Regions from separate parts of the Mus musculus genome. Here regions 1, 2, 3 and 4 are each linked to region 5. A link is a loop called in an ENCODE intact Hi-C map of the cell type or tissue named here. Cell type or tissue: heart. All regions are shown on one strand.

Region 1 (5,000 bases), 560 kb after region 5:
AGAGTATTATACCTTTGCATGTTATCAAACGTGAATGAATGAATATATGTGGAGACCCCTCCCAAGACTTCAATGTCACTTTCACTGTTTCCAGGGGACAGACAGCAAAAGTCTGTCTGGTATAGCTCACATGCTCAGCAACTCAAAGGTAGTTTGAGTTTTCTCTTTGGCTTTACATCTTGACGATGACTTAGAGATACATTTTTTTCCCCCAAGCGGGTTAATTAGAAAACCTAAGTACTTTACAGGGTAGCTCAGTGCTATTTGCATATGACCATTCCTCTGCCTCCCCACCTTATGACCTTTACCTTCTTGTAGAATTAAAAGAGGTGAGTCTACCCCTTTCTCCAAATAAACCTCTGCCTGGCTAGTTTCTCCAGTTCCACGACTAATGTTGAATGATCATGGGCATGACTCAACAAAGAACCTAGCCATGCCTGCCTCTCTGACTAACTCTTTGTTATCTCCATACATTTTTAGCACTGTGTATTGTTTTATCGTTTCAGTCCCTGACTCCTGGTTCCTTTTCCCTCTGGTTCCCCTTTTGCAGCTCTCTTGACAATGACTGTTATTTTCAGAGCCTCCTAAAAGCTTTGTAAGCACCCATCTGCCTTGGCCACAAGGAGCGCAGTCATCACCTGCCCTTTGAAGCTCATATGGCATGCACTGGGCTGGGTCTGAGTCAGCTCAGAATGGAGAACAGGCCGTGGACAAGTTGCCAAGAGAACTAAGGTCCGGCCTGGCCCTCCTCCTGTCTTCTCATGTGACCTTGTAGGCTGCTCTTAGGTTTGGCCTCCTGGAAATAGCAGACTAATACTGTTTTGAGTCAGGAAGAAATTTTAAGTCATGATTCCCAGGCTGCCTCAGAAAAACATGCCTTGCGTTTTGAAACAATGCAGATTTCCAGGCTCCATCTCAGCTCATATGAGTTCTGGAAATGGCCAATCATTAGGTTACCTCTGCATTCTCCTCAAAATCACAATGTCACAGGGAGCCAGCATTTCTAGGTCTACTCCATTTCTTCTGTCTCGTACAGAAGCACAATCCTTAACACTTTGGGAAAAAAGAAGAACACGTTTGGGAGCCCCGCTTTACTAAATCTCAGGCAGTTATCCAGCTGAGCTTAAACTGGGCTATGTCGCCATACTCTGTTCTAATAGGCACCACAGGGACTCAACTGGCCCGGCCACCCACTAAGCTGTTTCTTCATTGCACTTGTGCTGGTGTTGGCATCTGGACTGCTGGGGACAGCAAGCCTCCCCAGGGGCAGTGCTGGTCTTTGAAATGCCAAGGCAGTGTCCTTGTACATATTGGGGCACAAGCGAGGCAGAGATCTGGATGGCGCCTACTCTGAAATGCCACTGTGGAGCCTGCAAAAGATCCAAGAGTGGATCGGATTCCCAAGACCAAGCTGGCAGCCGTCTGTAGGAAAATCAGATTCCTCTGAGGCCTTAGAGGTCACCAGAGGGCACATGACTGCCCCTGGTCAGAGGCTGCAGGGTAGCTCAGGACAGAGTAAAGGGCAAGTAAGAATCAAGGAGAGAAAAGGTGACAAGAGGAAATCTACTTCGGTTATAATTTTTTTTCAACTTGGCAATCCCGGATGATGTGTGGCTTGGGAAGAAATTCACAGCAACTTTCTATCATTTCAGCCATCATAATCCTGCACCAGACAGCACACACAGCCCTTGTGTAAATGACTCAGCGGTCAGCTCACAAGCTCCTTGCAAAGCAGCAACAAAGACAGGAATGTGTGGGCAAGCACACACACACACACACACACACACACACACCACACATGCTCAGGAACTCGCAGCACACTTGCTTAGCAGAAGCTTAAACTCTCGCTGATCATTAACCTTTTATTAAACTTATGGCCCTTCGGAGTGAGAAGGGTGCCTTAGCCGTGCTTAGACTTTTCAAGAGCCTGGCAGCAGCCTAGAGTAAAATTGGGATGATAAATGAATAAAGGTAACAAAAACTCCAGTGTTCCCAGCTTCGTGTTAAAAGGTAGCTGTGGTAAACACCTCCACAACTGCATACACAGTGGACTGTAGCATAGTAGGAACATTCATTGCAGTTTTCAGTGGAAGGCTCTTGGCCATCATGAGTTTTTAGAGCTCTTAGCTGAAGACAAGTGGACCTAGTAAAATCTTTAAAACATATTAATTCCAACACTGGCACATTAAAAAAGGGTCACTGTTAATAAATAACATAACCAGGATCATGTTCTACTATTGTCAACACCATGAAATTTGTCTGTTCTATGGAAGAGCTTCTCATAGGTAATGAGTCTGAATTACAAATGCCTGTGGTTCTGTGCCTGGCAGTGTGTGTCTGAGCGGCTGGGAAGGCTCTTATGTAGTTGCTGAAGTGTGTAGAAATGTAAACATTGACAGAAACCTATTTGAAGTGCTTGTTTACTACGCCAGTTACATATGTACCTTTTCCAATTGACCTTGCAAATGAAACACTTTGCCACTGAAGGGGAATAGAACGTGCGTAGAAGTCCTCCCAGTGTTTATTTTTACATTGAACATCAACTAGGCCCCAAGGCTAATGCCATTGACCTGTAACACACATAGAGATGGCAAAGCAACTGGTCACTTAGTTGGTCAGTAAGCGGTAAGGCCAGGAGGATCCTTGTCCTCAATGGGACACTGCCATCTGGTGCATGCCCCTAGTGAGACATGTAGAGAACAATAGCCAGAATTACAAGAGAGTGGAGGAGGCGCAGCTGCTTCAGGAAACACAGGGCTCCTGCGGTCTCAACCACAATCTGTAGATGAGGATAGTCAACCAAAGAGATGTTACTATGTAGATGGAAGGAGTTACCTATAGATGTGATGGAGAAACAAAATTCCTCAGTGTCGCTTAAAAGCCAAATATCTGTCATGGATTGTCCATCTCCTTTAAGCTTGAGAGTAACCCACTGAAATGGTCATATAGCAGGGGAAGATGCAGAGGACCAGAGATATATGCCTGGACTCTTTCAGTTAGCAACTGAACTTGCCTCCTAGGTTACTTTTATGCTTGGATAAATATCTGCCTTGAAAGGAGAGATGTTCTTCTCCTTATCCAAGTATGGTTCAAAGTAGGCCTAAACAATTCTTCACAATCAATAACATACTGGAATGGGGAGATGTCTCCAGAGTTGCTCATTCCTAATATCTCATTGTCTAGCAGGATCAGGAGATTCATGTATCACAGTGAGATAGCACTCCTTAAATCAAGCACAAAATTAAGACTAGAGCTAGGCAAATGATATAATCAAACATTTGCAATTTTTCCCTGTTAAAACACAGGAATTCCAGTTCTCTGATGAAGCCAAGGAAAAGAAGCCAATAACCTTTCCAGTTTAAAGCTTAGCAGTTTTTTTGTCATATACTTTTCTTTTTTTTTTTTAATTAGGTATTTTCCTTGTTTACATTTCCAATGCTATCCCAAAAGTCCCCCATACCCACCCCCCAATCCCCTACCCACCCACTCCCCCTTTTTGGCCCTGGCGTTCCCCTGTACTGGGGCATATAAAGTTTGCAAGTCCACAGGGCCTCTTTTTCCAGTGATGGCTGACTAGGCCATCTTTTGATACATATGCAGCTAGAGACAAGAGCTCCGGGGTACTGGTTAGTTCATATTGTTGTTCCACATATAGGGTTGCAGTTCCCTTTAGCTCCTTGGGTACTTTCTCTAGCTCCTCCATTGGGGGCCGTGTGACCCATCCAATAGCTGACTGTGAGCATCCATTTCTGTGTTTGCTAGACCCCGGCATAGTCTCACAAGAGACAGCTATATCTGGGTCCTTACAGCAAAATCTTGCTAGTGTATGCAATGGTGTCAGCGTTTGGAAGCTGATTATGGGATGGATCCCTGGATATGGCAATCATTAGATGGTCCATCCTTTTGTCACAGCTCCAAATTTTGTCATATACTTTTCATTGATTTAGATTTTACTACTTTCTTAAAATGACATATAAGTTGATTCTTATCTTCATTATCAATTTCCCTTATATTTTATGGCTGGAGGTCATCCATGGGTAATTGTGATCTTGAAAGCTCTGCTGTTGAAAAGACAGCCATGTTTTAGAAAACTCTCAGGTTGACACAATGGCTGTCAAAAATAGTCTGGTTTGGTTACTTTTGGAAAAATGTTTTATTTCACTCATGGCATATGTCTTAGTTAGGGTTTTACAATGACCAAGGCAACTCTTAAAAGGATAAATTTAATTAGGGCTGACTTATAGGTTCAGAAGTTCAGCCCATTATCATCAAGGTTGGGGCATGGCAGTACCCAGACAGGCATGACACAGGAGGAGCTGAGAGTTCAACATCTTGTTCCCAAGGCAAACAGGAGATGACTGGTTCCTATGTGGTTAGGAGGAGGGAAAGTCTTATTGCCCAACACCACAGTGACATACTTCATCCAATAAGGTAACAGCTACTCCAACAAGGCCACACACCTCCTAAGAGTCCCATTCCAGGTGCCAAACATATCCAAATCACCATAGCATGGGAACAATTCTTTTCCTTAAGACAAATTTATTAGATGTAGGTATAATCATATGCTCATTTTTGGAAACTCTCTACACAGTGGGCATTTTTCTGTGTCTCTGATGAATAACAACTGATTTACCTGTGCTGAAGGTTACCAGAAAATTAGACAAGCCATTAGATGTAACGTCTCAATTTCAAAGGATAATATGTGTGTGGAAGGGCTGTTAATCACAGAATTACAGATCCTCGTTATGATGGGCACCTCTAGAGATGGCATGTGTGTACATTTGCCTCTGTGTCTGATTTCCAAGTTAAACCATAAAGATCACAAGGGAAATAATGTCTTCTACCAACCTGCTGCAAATTTAGAACAACTAAAGCATTAGCACTTAGGTCTTCCCCCAAAGCAGATTGATAGAGATGGAAAAGCATTAAGAAGCTCAAATAAGACAAAGCTCACATAAGGGGTTCTCTTCTGGGAAATATTTGGGGTCCCTTTCATGCAG
Region 2 (5,000 bases), 65 kb before region 5:
AACCGCTGGGCAGTGTCAGAAGATGAAGGATGCTGCCAAATGTCTTTTCTGGTCCTTTGTCTTGTGGCTCCTGCGGAGAATATGCCAATTTAATACTGTGCCTCTAGTTATTTTGCTTATGTTGTTGTAGCAAAAATAACTAGAAAGATAATTAATATTGGGGTTACCCCAGGATCTTACACTGGCTATTTTTATCAACTCCCCCACCCCCCCTTTAACCAACTCAGCAGCAAACTTCAAGATTACTGACTGATTTCTTCTCTCTGGGGATGATGTCTCTGGATCAATGCAGTGATATAGCAGAGATGTGGGCCAGGTTTCCAGGTCCTCACCTAATGTCTGTCTTCAGCTTCTGCCTTCCATTGTGATTCCCCAATTTGTATGAATCACCGTAAGCGAATAATAAGCCACAGTGAATGACTCTTCGGGACAGTCGCGCCAAGCCACGGGCAGCATGTTCTCCTGGCTTAGGTCCTTGGTAAGCCTTGTGCTTAGTCTGTGATTTGCCTCCTCATGCCCCTTTCTTCTTGAGCTGATAGAGTCATTACATCTCTCTTTGGTTCTCTAGCATCCACTTTGGCAGCACACTCTAATTAAAGGGTAGTGTCAACTGTATGTTTATGGTTCTTTTACAGCTTTCCTTGTGTTGCTATGTGGAATTAGCTCTCTCTGAAGACAGGCTGAAGTTCCTGAAGGAGATCCGTAATTATCCATGATGAATGTTTAATGTATCTCCACCTTCACCCGTCTATACTACAAAATGTAGGGAGAAAGGGACTCCCTAACAGCAGCTTTATCATGGGCTTCATTTCATTTACAATGAAATGGTTTAGTCTGTCTTTGGAAGTATAGCTGCACTTAAATAAAAATCACATTATTTCCCAGTTTCCTCCATTACGTTAGTCCGTAGATCATTACTGTGTCTTTATACAATGGATGGGGTTCCTTTTGAAGATGTACAGTACGGAGTTTTCACTTAAAAAAAAATAGAATGAGGAAGAAAAGAAAAGTATCAGTCACTCCTAGCTCTCTGTTGCTTCCAAAGGCTTCATTGGACATGATAGTGATCGGTGCAAAGGTTAGTCATGGACTCAGGGTACTGTAAAAACTCAATGTGCAAAAAAGAGTTACAGCCTGTGGAAACAGATCATTTGCCTCCACTTCCACACATTTGTAGGGTATTGCAAAGGGAATCATGGACATGTGCAGGTATGTTTTTACCAGCCACGTTTATCAAACATGGTAAACTCATCCTCCTCTCTATTAGTTTCTGTGTGTTGTTAACATGATATATGGATTTTTTCCTTTTGTATTACTCAACTATGAAAATATTTTAAAGAGAAAAACACACTGTTATTGCCATTTTAAGAACCACTGAAGGGGATAAAAAGGGACGTATAATAAGAACTGTATATTTTTATGTCAGAAGTAGCCTTTCTATGGTACCCTTTAGATAAAACTGAATATTGGAAGAAAAAGAGGGAGATAAGTAGCTTCCTTATTTATCTTAGTCCAAAATCTATTTTCCTCACTGCTGGTTGTTGGCATTGTGTGATGATATGACACCGAATCGGAGGATCAAACTATCAGAAAAAAAAAGTGATTCTCAATTTAACAGATACTCACTAAAATTTTCCCCTTATCTCCACATCGCAGAAAAATAAGTAGCTGTTAAATTTCTAGTCCTGCAGTCGTTCTGATTTATCATCAAATTGTGGGTGCACTTAGCTGCCTTGTGTTGGGGAATCCAATACATCCTGTCACATAAGAAAATAAGAAAAAAAATTCCTATTGGATAATAGCTTACAGTCTCCCCCACAGTGATTTATTTCTGTCACAAGACTTAATTTTATCACAAGGCAGATGCTCTGTCTGTAGCAGCGCATTCATTGCTGCATTTATCTGCTTCATTAACACAAAAAGCACCTGCTGCATTTGGGGGGGGGTGCAGTTGGCTTCTTTATTATATGCCCTAATGACCTGATTAGTTGCTATTTAAGTACATCTTTAATTTTCATTCTTTTGAGAGTCGAGGACATGTTTAGTTGCTTGTGATAAAGTGAATCTGATGGGAACCAGACCCCAGCAAACCCAATGGTAAAGGGCGGCCATGACAGCTATAACCATGCTCTCTGTACTGAGTCCTTTCGATTCATGTCAGAGGGAATAGGCAGAGCTTAGTGGGGTTACCAGCTGGTACCTAGGATGAACTGGGCATAGGTTGCTATAGATTGGTATTGGTAACTGCCATGTGGAAGCAAACATTGCTTTTCATGGGATCTGTAGGTAGACCTAGGAATGTATTTAAGGGAAAGAGAGAAAAAACTAAGGAAAAGAAAAGGACAAAGGGAGGGATGGGTAGCAAAGAAAAGAGGGGGGAAGAGAAGGAAGAAATGGAAGGACAGATGGATGGAGAAAGGAAAAGAAGAAGGGAGTAAGAAAGGGAGAAGGAAGGCAAGAATGGCAGAGGCAAGAAAGAGAAATAGAAAGGGAAGGAAGTAGAAAAGAGGTTAATAGGAAGATAGGAGGAAGGAAAAAAGAAGGAAGAAGAAAGGGAAAAGGGAAGTAGAAAATAAAGAAAAGAGTCAAGAAGGAGAAGAGGAAGGAACTTATGAAATTTCTTGGCATTTTCCTTTGGTCTGTCCCCTGCTCCTTACCTTAGAACACGTAATAGTGAGCTTGTGTCACATCAGCTCAGCCCTCCCTCCAATCTGCTGCTTAATATAGATCTGCCGCTCTGAATAACTGTCCCGTTCTTGGGGACAGCAGAGGGCCACAGGTTGGAATGCTCTGCCAACTGTCACCATTCCAGAGGAGCTTCTACATCTGCCCCTGCTCTGCAGTCCTCCCCCATCTCAGGATGGCAAAGGGCGTCTTCCTCCGGCACGAGGTCTCAGGAGGGAGTATTGGAACTGTCCCACCAGCTTCTGAGATCTGTCAATTCCCCTCTGATGTGTCATGCAAAGGGCAGTCTTGTTGTCACCTGCCAAAGACTAATGACAGGACACACTGACTTCTGGGGAGTTTCTAGAGTCCTATCCTCACTTGGCTTTTCTCTTCTCCGTCTAGTTTCCCTTAAATTAAAACTCAGCTGGACTCTTATGTCCCTTTTGCACCCACCAGGGCATTGGTGTTAAGGTGGAGTGTTAATGGTGAGTTCCCCAGGTTTGCATTTCAGCGGCAGAGCTGTGAGAAAGCTAATAGACAGGAAAGGAGACCAAGCTAATGACAAGTCTCGAAACAGCTGTTGTATGATTCAGCTTCACTACTTCAGTTAATTAATCAGCACCTCGCTGGCAACTCTGGGGGAGAGACTCGTTAGATACTAGGAGCACACAGACAATGCTTTCATATCAAATATGTTCAACATCATCTAATACAGCAATAACTTGCACAGCAGCGGTCAGGGGATACAAGCTTAGACAGATAACTGGGAAACAGCCTGGGTGGTCTTATGGATATGTCCTTTGTAGAAGGACTGAAAATGCTGTTGGCTTTGTTGTGGGTAAATAGCACCCCCCCCCCAAAAAGAACCTCATAGGTGGAAGGATCTCTAGGGTTCCTTGCTACCATAGCAGCCTTTACTGTAATAAGTAAATACATACATGTGGGTTCAGTATGATGTGGATGGCGTTCTCATTTCTGATTTTGGTCACTATCTCCCATTTGGAATTTTAATCATGGAAATTGTCCTCCAACTTGACAACTAAGAGAGATGGAAACATTGAAATCCAGTCCGCTCATTAAGCTCCCCCAGCATTTAGTGAAGAGCGTTATTGATTCTATAGCTTTCCCCTGTCTTTCCTACTCTAAAGGGAAGCAACCTCTTGTTCTTAGGAAGTGATAAAATCATACATATTTTATGAGCGGTAATGCACAGAAATCTGAACCAGACAGAAATATATATATATATATATATATCCAGTGTACTCTGCATGAATTTTGCTTACCCAAAATTGTCAGTATAATTGGAACTGAGCTCAGTGTAAAAGCTGTATTATCTTAAATTCTTGTTGTCTAAAAATCACTGTAGATTAATAAGATAGTATTATCTTGTATAACCTTCACTAGACTTTCTCTGTTATTTTGTCTTTTTTTTTGTTTTCTCTTTTATAGAGAGGCAATCATAAAAACTTGATCACCTTAAAATCTTGGCCTATGTTGGCTGCTATTAAACTGGTACATATTTTCCAGTTAGATTTAATTTTTTTTATTGTTGCTGTAAGGAGAAATTATTGATAACCATAAACAATACACATCATTATTACAGAATTTTGAAAAAGTCCATAGTATAAGTTTTATTTATTTATTACTTTATTTTTGTGGTACTGGGATTTGAACCTTGGACCTTGAACATTCTTACCCTTACTTTGCTCTGTATTTTAAAGTAGAGCCTAAATTGCTCAGTCTGGCCTTGAACTCATGATACTTCTTCCCTGGCTTCCTAAATATCACTACCAGACCTGACATACTTATGTTTCAATTCATGTATCATTTTGTCTATATTTATTATTTTCTATTTTCTAGGAATAGCTTTGCAAAGTGAAAATTGTCTTGTGTGTAAAAATTGCCATGTTTGGGAAATCTGTTTGAATTCCCTCATCTGCTGTTCTCAAAACTGGATTTATTCTAGGGCTTTCTGCCCACCTGCCAGGGATATGGAGAACTTATTACCAAGGACTTGAAGTTGTATCAACCAATTCATTTAGATGATTTATCCCATTGACCCATGTATTCTGATACCCACAATTATGGCTTCAGTCCTTTAATGCATCCTACACGATGGCAGAAGAATACCAGAGAATCTGTAATACTCCAGGGAGCCATAAGGAGAAATGTCCCTTTTAAATTAGCTTTATGACACCAAGGCTTTATGTATTTACTTGCAAGTTTAACATTAAATCAAAGTAAATGTCTTGAACCATCTCTTTTGTCGACTACAGCACTGCATGTAGAGAGGGCTCTTTTGGAAGTATTAATGTTGAGTTGATTTCTAACAG
Region 3 (5,000 bases), 460 kb before region 5:
TTGGGGTTTGGATCGAGAATAGAATATACATTAAACTTGAATTCCAGATTGCATTAGTCAGGGTTCCCTAGAGTCAACAGAACTTATGGAATGTCTCTCGATACTAAGGGAACTTATTGTGATGACTTACACTCTGTAGTCCAATAACCTAGCAATGGGCAGTTGTGGATTGGAAGTCCAAGATCAGTCCCACAGGCTAGTTGTTTAATCTGGTCTTTGTATAAACTTGAATACTGAAGATGTAGATTCCAACAGATGTGCTGGCAAGTAAGTGCTAGCAGTTGAAGAAGAGTGAATCTTCCTTCTCCCAGTGTCCTTATGTAGGCTTCCAGGAGAAGGTGTGGCCCATATTAAAGGTGTGTACCACCATGCCTAAATCTCGGACTTGCTTTGTCCCAGGCTGACCTTGAACACAGAGATGTTCTTGCCTTAGTCTCCTGGGATTAAAAGGCATGTACTACCTTGCCTAGGCTTAAGCTTTCATGACCACTATACCTCAAGATCTCCATGCCAAGATCCAGGTCAGAAACTTATGTCTTCCAGCCTCAAGATCTGGATCACAAGTGAGCCCTCCAATTCTGCATTGTAGTTTACTCCAGATAGAGTCAAGTTGACAACCAGGAATAGCCACTACACAGACCAATGATCATGTTTTAGTATAAATATACCCCCAATATTAATTATATTGGAGCATGCTTCTACTAAAAAAAACATTTGTTTTTTAAATCTGAAAGTTGAACTTAATTGGTGTCTGACTTTTCTTTTTGCTGGATCTGGTGCTGTAGTCTCAAATGTGTGTTTCATGGTGGGGAGTAGGCATCACATGTAGAAACCCACATTTACAATCCCAGTAGTGTCATAAGGAGAGACTTTGGATGCCAGTCTCTCCTTGTGAGGGAAGTTAGGGCTTTCATAAATAGGCTGGAAGAAGCTAGCCCCATTTACCTGGTGCATCTAGATACACACAGCTAGATGATGCCGTCTATGAAGCAGGAAGCAGGTCTGAGGAGACACCTGACTATTCTACCGTGATTATTGGCTTTCTAGACTCAGAACTATGAGATGTGATCCTGGTGTCTGTATGCTGTCCAGTCTAAGGTGTTTTGTTATAGGAACCTAAATAGCCTGAGACACCTGGCAACAGTAAAGGCTAGTTAGTGGGCGGAGGAGGGTTGGCGCACTGGTGCGTGCAGACAGTAGGCACGGAAGCATCATCTGTTTACATGATAGATCCCACAGAGGGTCTCTCGAGAGGACAGATACGCTGATCTTTCTTGGAAAGCTTGGGTCAGAAGTAAAGGCAGATGCCCTGACTTGGCATCTTAGCCAGAAGTCTGTGCACGACCGGGTTCTGTGCAAGGAAACCACCGGAGGGTTAAGAGGGAGGCGACGTGGCAGGACAGAAATGAGTCTTTGAATCGACTTGGTGTTTGCCTATTTATGTAGCTCCATCATGGCCTCCAGTGCCCTGGAAAAACAATCAAAGGAGAATTTAGAGCTGTTCTCGGATTGTCAGTTTTTCATCTAAAAATGTTAATGTACATTAAACTTTTAATTAAAAAAAGCATATCCCATCACAAACTATTTTTAATATGGAATATTTAGCGGCGATGCGCACATTCTGTTCTGAGCTCCAGCAGGCTATTAACCAGCATAATTTGGGTTTTAAAAAACGAACTGAATTAGGTTGTGTACCCTCAGGTTAAGCCCCAAACAAATCACATTATTTAAATTGACACCTCGACAAGGTATGTACATGTTTTCAGTTGTCCTCTGCAGGGTGAAGCTTCGATTCTGTTGTGATTGTCTGATGGCATCAGAAATGCCAGGGACTGACAGAAACATTTATGGAAAAGAGAAAAGAGGAATCTCATTACAGGTCTTTAGAACCTTTAGACTTGGTCTTTTTTTTTTTTCTTGAAAATAATTTTATTTATGTAATTTCAGGCCTGAGAAATTTGAAAGGGCTCAGGGTTGCCTGGATTTAGCTGTAAGTAACTGTGCAGTCGTGAGCTCGCATGAGGATGCATTTGGACATGAAAACCTAAAGTTGGCAGGATCTTTTCTCTCCTCTTTTGTCTCTCCTGGTTGATTTGGGCGCGATTATAATCAGGAAATAGTTTGAATGTGCTAGGACCCTGATGATTCCTAATTCCGGCTGTCACGTGCACCAGCCACTCCTGCTCCTCCTCGGGAAGAACTGAAGAGGCAGCTGATGCAAGTTGCCTTTTCAGACCGAGGAGAACTGGTGCACGCCTAGCTCACCTGGCCACTAGGTGGCACTGCAGCCACAAGGAAGTGTGGTCACAGTTACATAGTTCGGCTGTGCCATTAAGGAAGTCCTCCAAGGCTCAAGATGGGAAAAGGACAGCCTGTGTGTCTCTGACCTCCCTGGATGGCATGGCTCTTCGGAGCTTGCTGCATGCTCCGTGTGTCAAGGCTGCTGCAGGCAAAGAAGCTTATTTGGTTAGGATGTGAGGTTTGCCATCCGTGCCATGGTGTGCGCACTTGTGAACATTGAGGATTTGTTGGGACCCGTGCTAGTTGAAGTGAGAAGTGGGTTCTGAGCTGTAGTCTTTGCTCCAGCTGGACGACAGATGGTCTCCTGACCCTACCTTTTTCTTTGGTGTTTATGTACTGGAAATGTTCTCTTCACAGCGACGGCAGAGTTCTGGAAGCTGGGAAATGTCACAGCATCTCTCTGTGTGCCAGCCTTCTCCTTCCAGTTGTTTCCTCTGTTTCTAACCACTGAGAAAAATATATTATCTTCCAGAGGAGTGCTTTCTACTTTCCCTTTTACAAACAGAAGTGGAATATGTGAATCCTAAAAGCCTCATTCCTGCCTCAAAGGAGATTCTAGTAAGAGTATCAAACATTAAAAAAAAAGAGGAAAAACAATTTGCTTTCAAAATACAAGAATTGTCAATTTTTTAGCAATTTGGACAGGGAATCAGTAGATTTGGCCTAATTGGTGAAAGCTTTGCTATTGATCAACATTGAAAAGTGTCTGGTGAAATGAAATTTCCTATCAAAATAACACTAGGAAAAGCTGCTTAAGAGTTCTCCCACAAATAATAGAGTAGAAACAGCAATGGCTGTGCCTGTTGAGATCCTACTATGTGTCAGACAGTACTGTGTAGCCTAAGTCTGTGAAATGGCTATTATTATTTAGCATGTAAAGACATGGCTGTGGTCTTGAGTCAGCCCCTGGCTTGGGCTCTAATGGCTTCAAAGCTCCATAGAGAACTATACCTGTTGGTTTGTGACCCATGTGTGTCATTGTTTGTGAAATGGCTTGGTAAGGGGACATGAAGGTAGAGACAGTCAACACTGCTTCTCATTGGAGCCCCTGGGTTGCTGTAGAGACTGGCTTGTTCATAGTCGGACTTCAGTACACACTTGTTCAACCCACAGATAAAACTACCAGGGAGCTGGGTTATCTCACGGTGTTGAAACAAACGACTCTGTCTGCTCTGATGTGTAGAAGACTGGGATAGCTTCAGAGATGTGTGTATCTTTCCAAGTTGGAAGGATGGGGACTGATTTGATTTCAGTCAACCTATCCTTAGTCTTGAGCTCACTGGGGTGGCCAGTATCACTGAATTACAGCATGAGGCACGAAGACTAAGAACCTTCTAGAGCCTTGGCTGCTAGAGTCCAGGTTGTCTGATTTGGGTTAAAGGGTGGTTAGTGAGGTTCCATGGAGAACGTTAACTCTTAAAATTTCAAATCTTATATATAATGAATAATAGCCACATTTTAAAAGATTGATGTGATCCACATTCCTAAAAAAACAAAAAAACTAGATAATTAGCGTAATTTGGAGGGGACATGAGAAATGAGAGACATATAGAATCTATTTCACTTAAAAATATCCATGTTAACAAAAGAAGACAAGAAAACAGGAATGAGCTTGCTGGGAAGAAAGGGGGAGTCCAGGGAGAGTGGATAAGAGGGGGGAGAATATGATCAGAATACTGCGTATATGTAAGTGTATATGAATGCATGAAATTGTGAAAATAAATAAAAAGTTTTAGTTACAACAAATGTTCATTCTAGAAAAATGAGCGATTATAGAAGAGCAGACTGAAATAAGATAAGTCACCATTTTTGTTGAGAGTTAGAGATGTACATCATAATGTATATAAATATGTTTATATATATACACACACACAAACAATATATGTATATATTGTTGTGCTTATGTGATTTTAAAGAGAGATTATGCTTTGTAATTTGCTTTTGAAGAGCAATAGATTGTATACATTTTATGTGTCAGTAAATTATTACCATGTCGTAATTTTTAATGACTGCAGAGTGACCTACCAGATGAATATATCATAATTTATTTCACCAGCCCCAATTCTTGGCCCTTTGGATGGTTTCCAGACTTGAACTGCAATAGAAACATATGTCAATGAAATATCTTTTACTAAGTATCTTTATGCAGTTGGCCTTGACCCACGTGGGACCCAAGCAGGTGATTAGGGAAGTTAGCCGAGAGGTAGAAGCTGGTCACCGACCACCTCTTTTGGCCTCACCAGTGTAGGTCACAGAATATATCTGGTGGCAGTGACCACTGTGTCTCAGGGAGACTTCTGGGAGTCCTTCAGGAGCAGAGCAAAGCTATGCCTGGAAAGGAAGCCAAGTTCAAAACAGGCCGATCCAGTGAAGTCCTTAGCCCTGCAAGTGGGACTCAGACCATGGCTCCCTCTCTTGCTTTTCTTCTCTAACATACTATCTCCTCAGTTCCCTTCCTGGTTTTGTGACCTTTTCCCTTTCATTTCTTCCCTACCCAACAGTTATTAATACTTCTTCACTTCCTGTCTTCACATTTCTCTTCTTGTGACTCCCTCCCTGTTTGAGTGGGTTCATCTCTCACCGCCTGTTAACTCTGGAACCCCAGTCTCCTGAGTATTCTACTGTCTACCAAATGCTGGGCATTCACATTCTGGAAGCTTCTAATGGGAGACACTGCTTTCCATGGGCTAAGATTTTTA
Region 4 (5,000 bases), 310 kb before region 5:
GAAAAAAAAGTTCATGCTAAATGAGACCACTCACCTACTTCAGAGTTGTTGTTTATCTTAAGCCGGGTGCATAAATAATATATTGAGATCCAAAGGGTGATCTCAAGCATTAGAACACGAAGCTTCCTGTTTACCAACTGTCATTGGGCTGAAGAGAATTTAAACAGCTCTGAACCTTTTTGTCTGTGGATGCAAAGCATGAAATTAACTTTCATTTCATAGTTAGCAGAAATCAGGATGATGGTGTCTTGTTGTCCTGTCTCCTGCCTATCGGGATCTTTTTTTTTTTTTTTTTTTTTTCTATGCAAGTCAGACTTTGGCAGCAGCATGTTTTTTATGTCTCCTTTCAAACAAGACCCCTCTATTCTCCCCCACAAAATAAGCAGAGACCTGTCTGAACCAGTCTGTTGACTTTCCCTAGATAGAAAGAGGCATAGTGGAAATATGCTAACCTGGCATCCAGGGGTTCAAGTTCTGAGTGTTGGTGGGCCTGTCTGAAATCCCCCCTCCATCAGAAGATTTGGAGTAATAGCATATACTTCCAGTGCTTTGTGGGAAGATGGTGAGACTCTCGTGAGGTCATTGTGATAGAACTTTCAGGTGTCATAGGTAAGTGGCTTGATAATAACTGCTAACACTGCTAAGGCTGGATGCTAAAACAAGTGAATTATATCTCATCATATCCCAGCTGTCCTGTGGCATAGGAACTGTTACGATCCCAAATCTTACCACTCCCAAACCAAAGCAGAGGCAAATAATATGGCTTATCTCACCCGTTCTGTGACTAATTTCAAAAGGGAAAGTATCAGAGTCCAGAGTCTGTCTTCTATTGTTACCTTTTGGGAAGGAAGGGCCGGGTTTTCCTCTGTGAGATGATACCTCTTAGTCACACACAAGGAAATGAGACATCACCTCTAAAAACCTGGACCACATTCAGGCTGAGAAAATATAAGAACAGCTCTCCTCTTCATCATCAGGGAGAGTTCCTGTTAGGCAGGGATGTAGCAGACTGTATGGGTTAATTATGTTTTATGTGTAAACAGCCTGGTGATTCTTAGCTGAAAAGCTCTAAATGAAAAGACCTATTACTTGTAAATGCTTCCAGAAACAAGAAATTTGATTCCCTTTCTGTCCCCTTAAACTCAAAGTGTGATAGCCTATTTGGAGTATAGGGAGAGAGTTAGAGAATGAATAGAAGACGTATGGAATGTTTAATTTCGCATGATTGCATTTCACATTTGCTGTAGCAACGGAGGCATCAGAGAACACCTATTTTTGATGTTTTGATGGTGTGCTCCAGGCTTTACAGCCTGATTTATGAACTTTGTGGGGATAAATTCTTATTAAGCAAATGAACAGAAATGCATTTGTGTTCACATCACTGAAAGCATGCAATTTGTACAACCACTTTTTAAAATTTCTATTTACACTATAGTCATTGGAATTTCAAAAGAGAAAAAGAGCCTGAAGCAGTTCATGGGAGAAAATGATGTGAATTTTGTGGACATTTCTCCCCCCAACCCCACCCCTCGACGAAATATGTTTAGTTTGTACTGGGGTTAAATTTGGATTGGCAAACAGTGAGGGTCTGGCTTGCTTTATATTTCTGAATGAAGCAGTTCAAAAATAGAATCATTTCTATAATCCAGAGGAACGGATGGACTCCTGAGAAGTAATCAACTAAGGGAAAGAATAAATTTTGTTCTTCCAAAAATTGCCTGAGTCTCAAGCAACCGCGGCTGTGCTTTAGCGTTTGTTAATACAGTAAGATAATTGCATAACTAAATACACTATGGAATTCCAATAATTGGAAACTTGGTTTCCTCGTCACAACACACAACTTGCTGATGCTGAAAAGCACAGGCAGTATTTTCAAATGCGAGGACCATTCTCTCCCGGACATGTCCTCTGCAGTGTTTTGCAGCTCCTGTTGCGGTTCTGGAGACTCGTCCCTTGTGGTTATTTTTAGTCCGTTGGATTTAGAAAGGTGAATTGAAACAGGAAGTCCCAAAGTCTGACCTGCTTGCCCAGGGCAGGCGGGTTGCGAATTGCTTCTCTGAAAGTCCCCTTGGTGATATTTAGATGAAGTGACCTGAACGTGTTCAACTCAGGAAGCTCCATTCTGTGTGTCCTTGGGTGGTAGCTCAGTGGAGCCTCCTGGAGGTCAAATCTGGTATGGCTTCTTTTTGTGTGACTGATAAAAATAGCCTTTTCTTTTTTGCTTACTCGTAAAAGGAGAAGTTTACTAGTCACATCTTGGTGTGAGGTCTATTTGAGTTAATATATGGAAAGACCTTAGGAAGCACAGGTATAACATAAGTCTCTAATAGACAGTGGCTATGGTAATCAGGCACTCTAGGTTAAGGCTTCATATCTATGCGAACTATAGCAAATCCTGGAGGAAAAGTGAATAAAGAGACTTAGGATCCACCATTCAAGAAATATTTGTTGACTCCTCAGGTACCACTCTCTCCTAGATGTCAAAGAAACAAAGATTAGGTAGTATGAACTCTTGACTTGCAATAGTTCAATCGAATTGGGAAATAGGCAGAAACATCTATACATCTATAATGATCACGACGGGAACAAAAAATATTTCAAAATGGCGCCTAGTGAATAGCAGAGATATTTTCGATGGCAGGAACTGGCCTATCTCCTGTGTATCTTGTTTCTCATAAACATACAGTCTGGCTTCTTACCCATTGGTTTGGAATTCAGATCGGTGTAGGAGCACAGAGCAGATTTCTATCACTGGGTACTTACATAGCACCAAGTGGACTCACTGGGTGAATGACACCAGCAAATTTGGCTTTAAGGAGTCAGGAGTGGTTGCCACGGGCAGTTTGTGAGTATAGATGTATTTGCTTTTGTTGGCTTCTAGGGTAAGCCCTAGGCAAGTGAGGTGCATAGCTACTAGACTACTAAAGTGACTGTCACCCTAAGGATCAGATAAGTGCTTCCTTAGTCTTTCTTCAAGCCTTCAATGCTTCATGTCCTTCACCGTGACCCACATCTGGTTGAATCCAGTGGCTTCATTCTTGTTCATGTCTGACTGAACTTTAGTTGTATATATGTATAAACTCCCTTGCCCCCTTTCTTTTGAAGAACTTGAAACCTACGGAAGTTGACAGACTAGCCCCCAAAGAGACTTCTAACCCGTGTCTACCAACCTGCTGATATTGTGTCTTTTTTCTGCATATACAACTGTGAACCTTGCTCTGATTACCAACATTGACATCTTCCCATCACATCGTAGCTTCCAAACGACCTTTCCACCTTTTGACTTCATATCCATAATGTCGAATTTACCTCCTAAATTCTGTGTTTCAAACTTATCAGTGTTGGAAAGAAAGTCAATAGCAACATTAAAAGAACTTTTCTTACAATTAAAAAAAAAAACCCACAGTTTAAAACCTACTTCTTAAATCTTATTTTTAGATAGCATACCAACATCCTAAGAACGTGGTCAATATAAGATAACTAAAACTTAAAGGTTAGAAGATTTTTCTGGGATACTGTGACATTCTCTTCTACAGAGGAGATTTTTTTTTTAAGACAAATTCCCCTGACTTAGTTTTCACGCGAGCCTTTCAAAAGTAGATGGTAGTGTAATTATTAGTACAGAGATCACTGTTTCCCACAGTAGGAATATTCACTGTAAGAGGTGACTTTTCAAACACACCACAGTGGCTCTGCTGTAAATTAGGGATATAGTCTTAAACTGAAATAGTTATACTATGGTTTTGGACGACACCAACTAATTAATATGACTTCTCTTCCCCCTTTTCTGATAGCCTTGACCAGATGTTAAAAATAAGGTATCTGTCACAAAGTATGATCAGATGTGCCAGACACCTATTCCACTGTTCTTAGCCAAGGATGTGGGGAAGGTTGTGTTGATGGAGACCACGGACTAGGGAGGGACACCCTGGTGGTTCTCTCAGGCCCATAAAACAGCCCTGAGATAAGATGCTTCATTGTGGGCATCTGCTAACAGTTTGCAAGAAAGTGTGCTACAGCTACAGAAAAAAAAAAAAAAAAAAAACATTTTAGACATCATGACATTAGTTGGTAGAAGAAGAAATTGGAGATATTCATCCAGCCATGTCGGTTGGCAGTGAAAAGAGAGAGCTGTCAAGTTGAAGGGTGGGAGAGGTTGGAAAAAGCATGAAAAGCAGGCCTGAGAACAAGAGTCCTGCTGTATCTGGGAGTGTTAAGCAGGGTCAAAAGCCTGTACATCCCCTAAGGCTGTGGTTCTTAAATTGGAATGATTCCTGCCCCTTAACCCAGAGGTTCTGATTCAATAGATCCGGGAAGGGACTTGGGAGTCAGGGTTTTTAACAGTCACCCCCCCACACACCACTCAGAGAAAGCCTGCCCTGCGGTCATGTTTACATCACAGAACATGACAGTATTTGGTGTTGTTAAAGATGACCAGAGCTGTAAAGAAACTGTTTAGTCTAGTGTATTGCAAACCTTTCTCAAAATCTGGGAAATTTTAGAACGGTTTTGCTTTCAAAATGCGTAAAGTAGGAACAGTTACCCTGAATAATGGGGGTGGGTCGCAGGGCAGATAAACAGCTACAGAATTATATTACAGTGTAGAGTTACCAAGTTCCGGGGGTGGGGGGCGGGGGGAGAAGGGCACCTGATAGGGGAGAGCAGGAGGCTGCATCCAACTGGGCTATGGTAGAGGGAATTTATAATAATGTCAATGAAATGGGCACAGACTTGGGAGTCAGACACCCTGGGTTGGAATCCCGTCTCTCTGGTTACAAGCAGTGGGAACTGCTCTTTAAGCCAGGGCTTTCCTCATAGGGTCAGAATGAAGATTCAAGTAGATGACATGTGGGGAGGACTGAGCACAGCACTTCCTAGTTAATGGATGCTCAGGAAGTGGCTGCAGTCACTTTTGTGTTTAAGTTTTGCGTTGGTGGTGAATGTGTTGTTGAATGGCTCTGGCTTTGGTTGAAGCAGGAGAATGGCTCCAACTAATACGC
Region 5 (5,000 bases):
ATTCCTTATAATGCTATTGTAGTGGTGGGCAATGTTGTAGCTGGGTTCTTGTAGTGAGTTTTTTAAGTGACTATATCCAACAAGGACCCAGGGAAATAACCCATGGTAGGATGGATGGGTTTGAAGCCTACTTAGTGTGACACTGTGCCCTGGGACTGTGCATGACTCCCATAAAGTTAGAGTAGTCTTGAATCAGAATACATACTCCAAAAAAGCAGCAGTCCATGCCCTCTGACATGGAAATGTGTCACCAGAGCCATTCTCCTTTCTAGTAGGAATATATGTGAAGTGGAATATATATCCCATCTGCAGAGTTTGTATGTCTATTTAGGACCAAGGTTAAAGGTGGGCGATGGTTTCTATTTTAGAGATGGTCTGGAAATTACTTGTTTCTTTGTCAGTTGATTTTTAATCAGCTGCTTATCTGATCCAGTCTGAAGGGTGTAATACTCTAAGCCAGTGGTTCTCAACCTTTCTAAGGCTGCAACGCTTTATAGTTCCTCATATTGTGGTTATTGACAACCATAACATTATTTTTATTACTACTTCATAACTATAATGTGGCTACCATTATGAACTGTAATGTACATATCTGATATGTGACCCCTATGGAAGGGTCATGCAACTGCCCCGCAAAGGGATGGGAACCTACAGGTTGAGAACCAGTGCTCTAATCTATACATCAAATTTTGTCCTCCACCTTACAAAGCAGTGGTGGTTGGTTAGTTTGTATCAGACATAAGCCACTAAAAATTTGCTCTTAGTTATTCAGAATTCTGCTTTTCAAAATCCTGAATTATTTACAATTGTGTGTATATAATTTTTGTTTGTTTTTTTTCAAGACAGGGTTTCTCTGTATAGCCCTGGCTGTCCTGGAACTCACTTTGTAGACCAGGCTGGCCTCAAACTCAGAAATCTGCTTGCCTCTGCCTCCCAAGGGCTGGAATTAAAGGCATGAGCTATAATTTTTGTAAATAGGGGCATGTCTATGGAAGTCAAAGGACAGCTTTGTGGAATTCTTTCTCTTCTTCACTTTTATGTGGGTTCTGAGAAAATCAATGTCAAACCTAGGTCATCATGGTTGTACATCAAGTGTTCTTACATGCTCAGCAATGCCACCTGTCCAGAATTCCACATTTACAGAAGGCCCCTGTTTGACAAACTTTAGTATGGGGGTATCCCTAGGAAGTTACAATTTTAGCCTATGGATTGTGGAAAAATCTTTATATCCAGAGCTTCACAGTTTATCTGCTTCCTACTGTGCTAAAGGGTCTAAGGGGGAGTGATCTTAAGCCAGGATATTTAAGTAGCAAGCAAACAAGAAAGTCCTGGGAAATGTAGAATTGACTCATATGAGCTGTCTCTGTGAGACCTGGGGCTATGTTGTCAAGAAGCTCAGAGAGTGAGATGGTTGCATTTACTGGCTAACTACACATATTACATCAGCTGAGGGTTTCACTTTCTTCTTTGTCCATGTCATGTCATTACATGAAGCGTCTGTTGCTGCGTTCACTTGCAATGCATCCAGCACTATCAAAAGTGCAGCGAGTCAGCGAGCGCAAGAGGCTGGTGCTTCATTTGATTTTTAAAGAGAGATAGCCATAGCTGTGGCATTTTTTTCAAGTGGAATCTAGACTGTTTCTCCTTCTCCTTTTGACAATTGCCCATTGAAGCCACATTAAAAAGATCCCACTTATTTTATAAGTCTTCAGTGGGCTATCACCTCCTTCTGGAGTTTGGCAGAAGTTGGCAGGTAGCCTGGCACACTCCCTTCCACATTCTTGTGGGCCCAGTGGTAGTTTTAAGCTGGAGGAGGAGGAGGATGAGGAGGAGGAAGATGAGGAGGAGGAGGAAGTTATCTTGCAGTTGCTCATTTGTTTATATCTCTTGAGTACATCATGACAGAGAAGGTATTTCTTTCACCTCTCTAGATGAGTGTTGGACTCATTACTAATTGAAGAAATACTCAAGTAATTTGCATAGGCTTTCTTAAATTGCTGACTATATTTTCGCAATTTAGGTGTACGGGGGTGGTTGAGAACTTGGAGTTCCTGAGGAGATCCTAGGCATTATACAAGGTTATCTCTAGAGGAGATACAAGGTGATATATTTTTGAATCTGTGAAGTATTTCTGTGATTGCTTATAAGAGAGAGAAAAGAGGTGGACTAAACTAATGAAGAGTCCAACACTGGCTACTTTTGGAAGAAGAACTAGATTAGAAGATTCTTCATCCAAAATTTTCTCACTAGTGATGTGTCCTTGGATCTCAGTGATCTCTCTTGTAATGCTAAGGTAATGTCACCTTCATGTAGAATGGTGGGAGAGGTAAACTGTGCTATTGTTTGCTTGGGTCCCAGCAATGGTGTTTGTCAATATTGCTTATGGGAGCACTGTTACCCACGACCTGGAGAGATCTCTCATACTAGTCTCAGGGTAAAAAATCCATTCCCCAAAGACAGAGGACCCCCAAGGAGCTCCAAATACCAAAGATCCCTGGGGTTCTGCTTGCTTCTGCAATGTGCTTTTAGGTCCTTTACAAGGACCAGGTTTAGCAATAAAATGTAGCTGTTATTGTTTTCTAAGTGTTCTTTGACCTACAGGGTGAGAAGGTGAGATGCGCATTTCCGTGGGTGCTTGTTGCATCAAAACATTATTGTCGCCCATCTGTCGGTGCATTAGTCTTTAATTTGGGCTGAGCCAATTCAGTATTTCAAAACAAACAAACATTTTGAGACAGCACTGAAAAATCTCATTATGAATTTTAATATGTTTACTATGCTTTATTTTGGAAGATTTTGATATGCAAAGTTCCTATTGAAATGCAGAGGAGGTTGCCACCATTGATTTGAGTACTAAAAATAAGATGTAGCCATGTTCTTCTTCCTTTTTTTTTCCTTATTTGAGTAATTGTACGGTAGAAAGCTAAATGACAAGGAAAACAGAATGCTAAAAAGCAACAGTGGGTAAGCTGCCCAGGCCGGGCAATCATCACCATGCATCCCATCCAGCCCAAAATAGCCTCACTGAACATCTAAGCAAGCGCAGCTGTGGAGGCTTCTCTTGACACCAAGGGGGCACCCGACGGGCAGCCACAAGATATCATACTGCTAGCAAATTCTGATGCTTGCTGGGCAGCAGACACAGTGTCTCCTTGCACCTCCTTCCCCGCTCTGATTGTAATTTCCTGAAGGGCTGTATAGTGTACTTCTCTGCCTTTTTTCACTTCTTTGACATTTATTTGGTTCTAAGATTCTTGTGTAAATTTTCATCTTTTCTTTGAGACGCCTATCTTTTCAAAGGGCTTACCATACTTCCTCTCTGTGAAGCATCCATCTCTTATCTTTAATGTTCTTGCCTTCCCGTATGTTGTGCATTGAATTTTATGTAGTCTATTTTTCCAGGAGGCCCTTGTAGCCATTGTCAGGCTACATTATTCTATTCTCTTGACTGCCTTAGCACTGAAGAATTAAGTCCATTCTTGAAAACCAGTTTTTGCTGTCTCCATACCAAGTTCCTTGAAGATATGTTTCTATATGACTATCATAGTAACATATACAAGGGAATAATCATGTGACACAGGGGTCATTCAAAGAACAGCTGGAGAGTGAAATAGTACTAAAAGGATTTATTCCTTCTAAATGAAGATGTGTCCTTTGAGGCCCGTGCTTTCCCATAGTGACTGTTCAAGGTACTACAGACTATTTCTAACATCTCTTTTTTGGAATACTCAAAGATGCTGAAATGAAATACACTGTAAGATCCAAAAGCTACCCTAAGCAAAACAAAACAAAACAAAAACAAACAAACAAACAAATCCCCTCATTCTCACTGGTTTTTCTGTCTCTGTGCAATTCTTACACTTCCTTTGTGCACTCATTTTTCCCAGTTAAGTCCCTGGAGCCTTGAGCCTGGATCTCATAGGACTGTCTTAGCCATCTCAAACTTCCCATGTGACCATAACAGATAGTTTCTCTTGGACCAGTCTCTGAGCCCAGTTGTGCTCATGCAGATTTTTCTGACTTTTCCAAGTCCTATCGAGATGAATGGGATGTTTGTCAAGGGACTTCCCTCTGGGAAATGGTGCAAGGGGATTGATCCCAAATCATGAGAAGACAGATAAATGAATAGCTGGTGACGAGAAGGCAAAAACTATCAGCATTTTCCGGCTTTCTTCTTCCTCATGGAGAAATGAGAGCTAGCAAAGTAGTTTCTGCCCACAACTGGATTTTGACTCTTTCAGACATTCAGGGACTGTGGGAATAGTAGTTCAACAATGGAATGGTGTTCATGGATTGACAAGTCAACAGTACCTTCCGACCTTTCTAGAAGAGGGAAGCCTGTTACTGATAGGCTTTAACAATGACAAATTGTTAAAGGATGTCAGTAGTGTCTATATCTTGTTTGTTTGTTTGTTTGTTTGTTTGTTTGTTTGTTCTAGTAAGGAGAAGACAGAACTTCTGGGTTGGGAATGGGAACTCTTGGGTCTGATCCACACTTCTACCTCTGGCCTAGGGCCAAGTTTTGCTTTGGGCAGAAGTGATGGAACTTTCTGCCCCAATTTTCTGACGAAGACTGGGCAGTAGCACTTTGAAGCCGAGCATGCTGCATGGGAGTATTTTGAAGATTAATCAGTGTCTTATGTTAGTGGGAGAAAACATTAAATAAATGAAACATGGATCTCACTTGTAAAAGTACCGCAGGGATAGAGAAGGTAAAATAAATCAGGAGAAGCTAAAGCTACATGTGGACCACAGGGGTATTTAAATCATCCATCTTATAGTGTCTTGTACTCTCATTCACAGTCTCTCTCTCTCTCTCTCTCTCTCTCTCTCTCTCTCTCTCTCTCTCTCTCTCTCCTCCTGCCCCCTGTCTCTTGATCTCACTCCTTCTTGCCTCTCCCACCATGTAAAAAGAAGATGTGGTTGGGAAAGCTACACAGTTAAGTGCACATTGATGTTTACGGCTTGTTACTGTAGCAACTATCCTTCACTGTATCTGT

What was found. A loop is a pair of places that touch in the nucleus more often than their neighbours do. Peaks named below come from ENCODE experiments on the same cell type or tissue, not always from the same donor. Only the 100,000 strongest peaks of a DNase experiment are listed, where the experiment ranks them.
Region 1: a loop joins it to region 5, with 2.6 times the contacts of the local background. A loop is called at or near these places in 2 of 42 quality-filtered maps.
Region 2: a loop joins it to region 5, with 2.1 times the contacts of the local background. A loop is called at or near these places in 5 of 42 quality-filtered maps.
Region 3: it touches region 5 in a loop (4-fold over the local background); 8 of 42 quality-filtered maps call a loop at or near these places.
Region 4: a loop joins it to region 5, with 2.6 times the contacts of the local background. A loop is called at or near these places in 6 of 42 quality-filtered maps.

What each region holds. Positions count from the first base shown.
Region 1 is chr5:51,037,436-51,042,435 of GRCm38, reverse strand. No RefSeq gene overlaps it. Among named protein-coding and RNA genes, the nearest start is that of Gm29924, 250 kb to the left of the region's middle. In heart, a CTCF peak has its summit at 2,667 (motif pointing left); no DNase peak of the experiment used is centred here.
Region 2 is chr5:51,663,238-51,668,237 of GRCm38, reverse strand. It overlaps a transcript of Ppargc1a not described here. Among named protein-coding and RNA genes, the nearest start is that of Ppargc1a, 110 kb to the right of the region's middle. In heart, no CTCF peak of the experiment used is centred here; a DNase peak (open chromatin) is centred at 2,797.
Region 3 is chr5:52,062,508-52,067,507 of GRCm38, reverse strand. It overlaps a transcript of Ppargc1a not described here. Among named protein-coding and RNA genes, the nearest start is that of Gm40302, 65 kb to the left of the region's middle. In heart, a CTCF peak has its summit at 2,269 (motif pointing right); no DNase peak of the experiment used is centred here; H3K27me3 peaks cover 377 bases.
Region 4 is chr5:51,906,145-51,911,144 of GRCm38, reverse strand. It overlaps a transcript of Ppargc1a not described here. Among named protein-coding and RNA genes, the nearest start is that of Gm40302, 220 kb to the left of the region's middle. In heart, a CTCF peak has its summit at 2,162; a DNase peak (open chromatin) is centred at 2,004.
Region 5 is chr5:51,597,807-51,602,806 of GRCm38, reverse strand. It overlaps a transcript of Ppargc1a not described here. Among named protein-coding and RNA genes, the nearest start is that of Ppargc1a, 46 kb to the right of the region's middle. In heart, a CTCF peak has its summit at 3,066; no DNase peak of the experiment used is centred here; H3K27ac peaks cover 534 bases.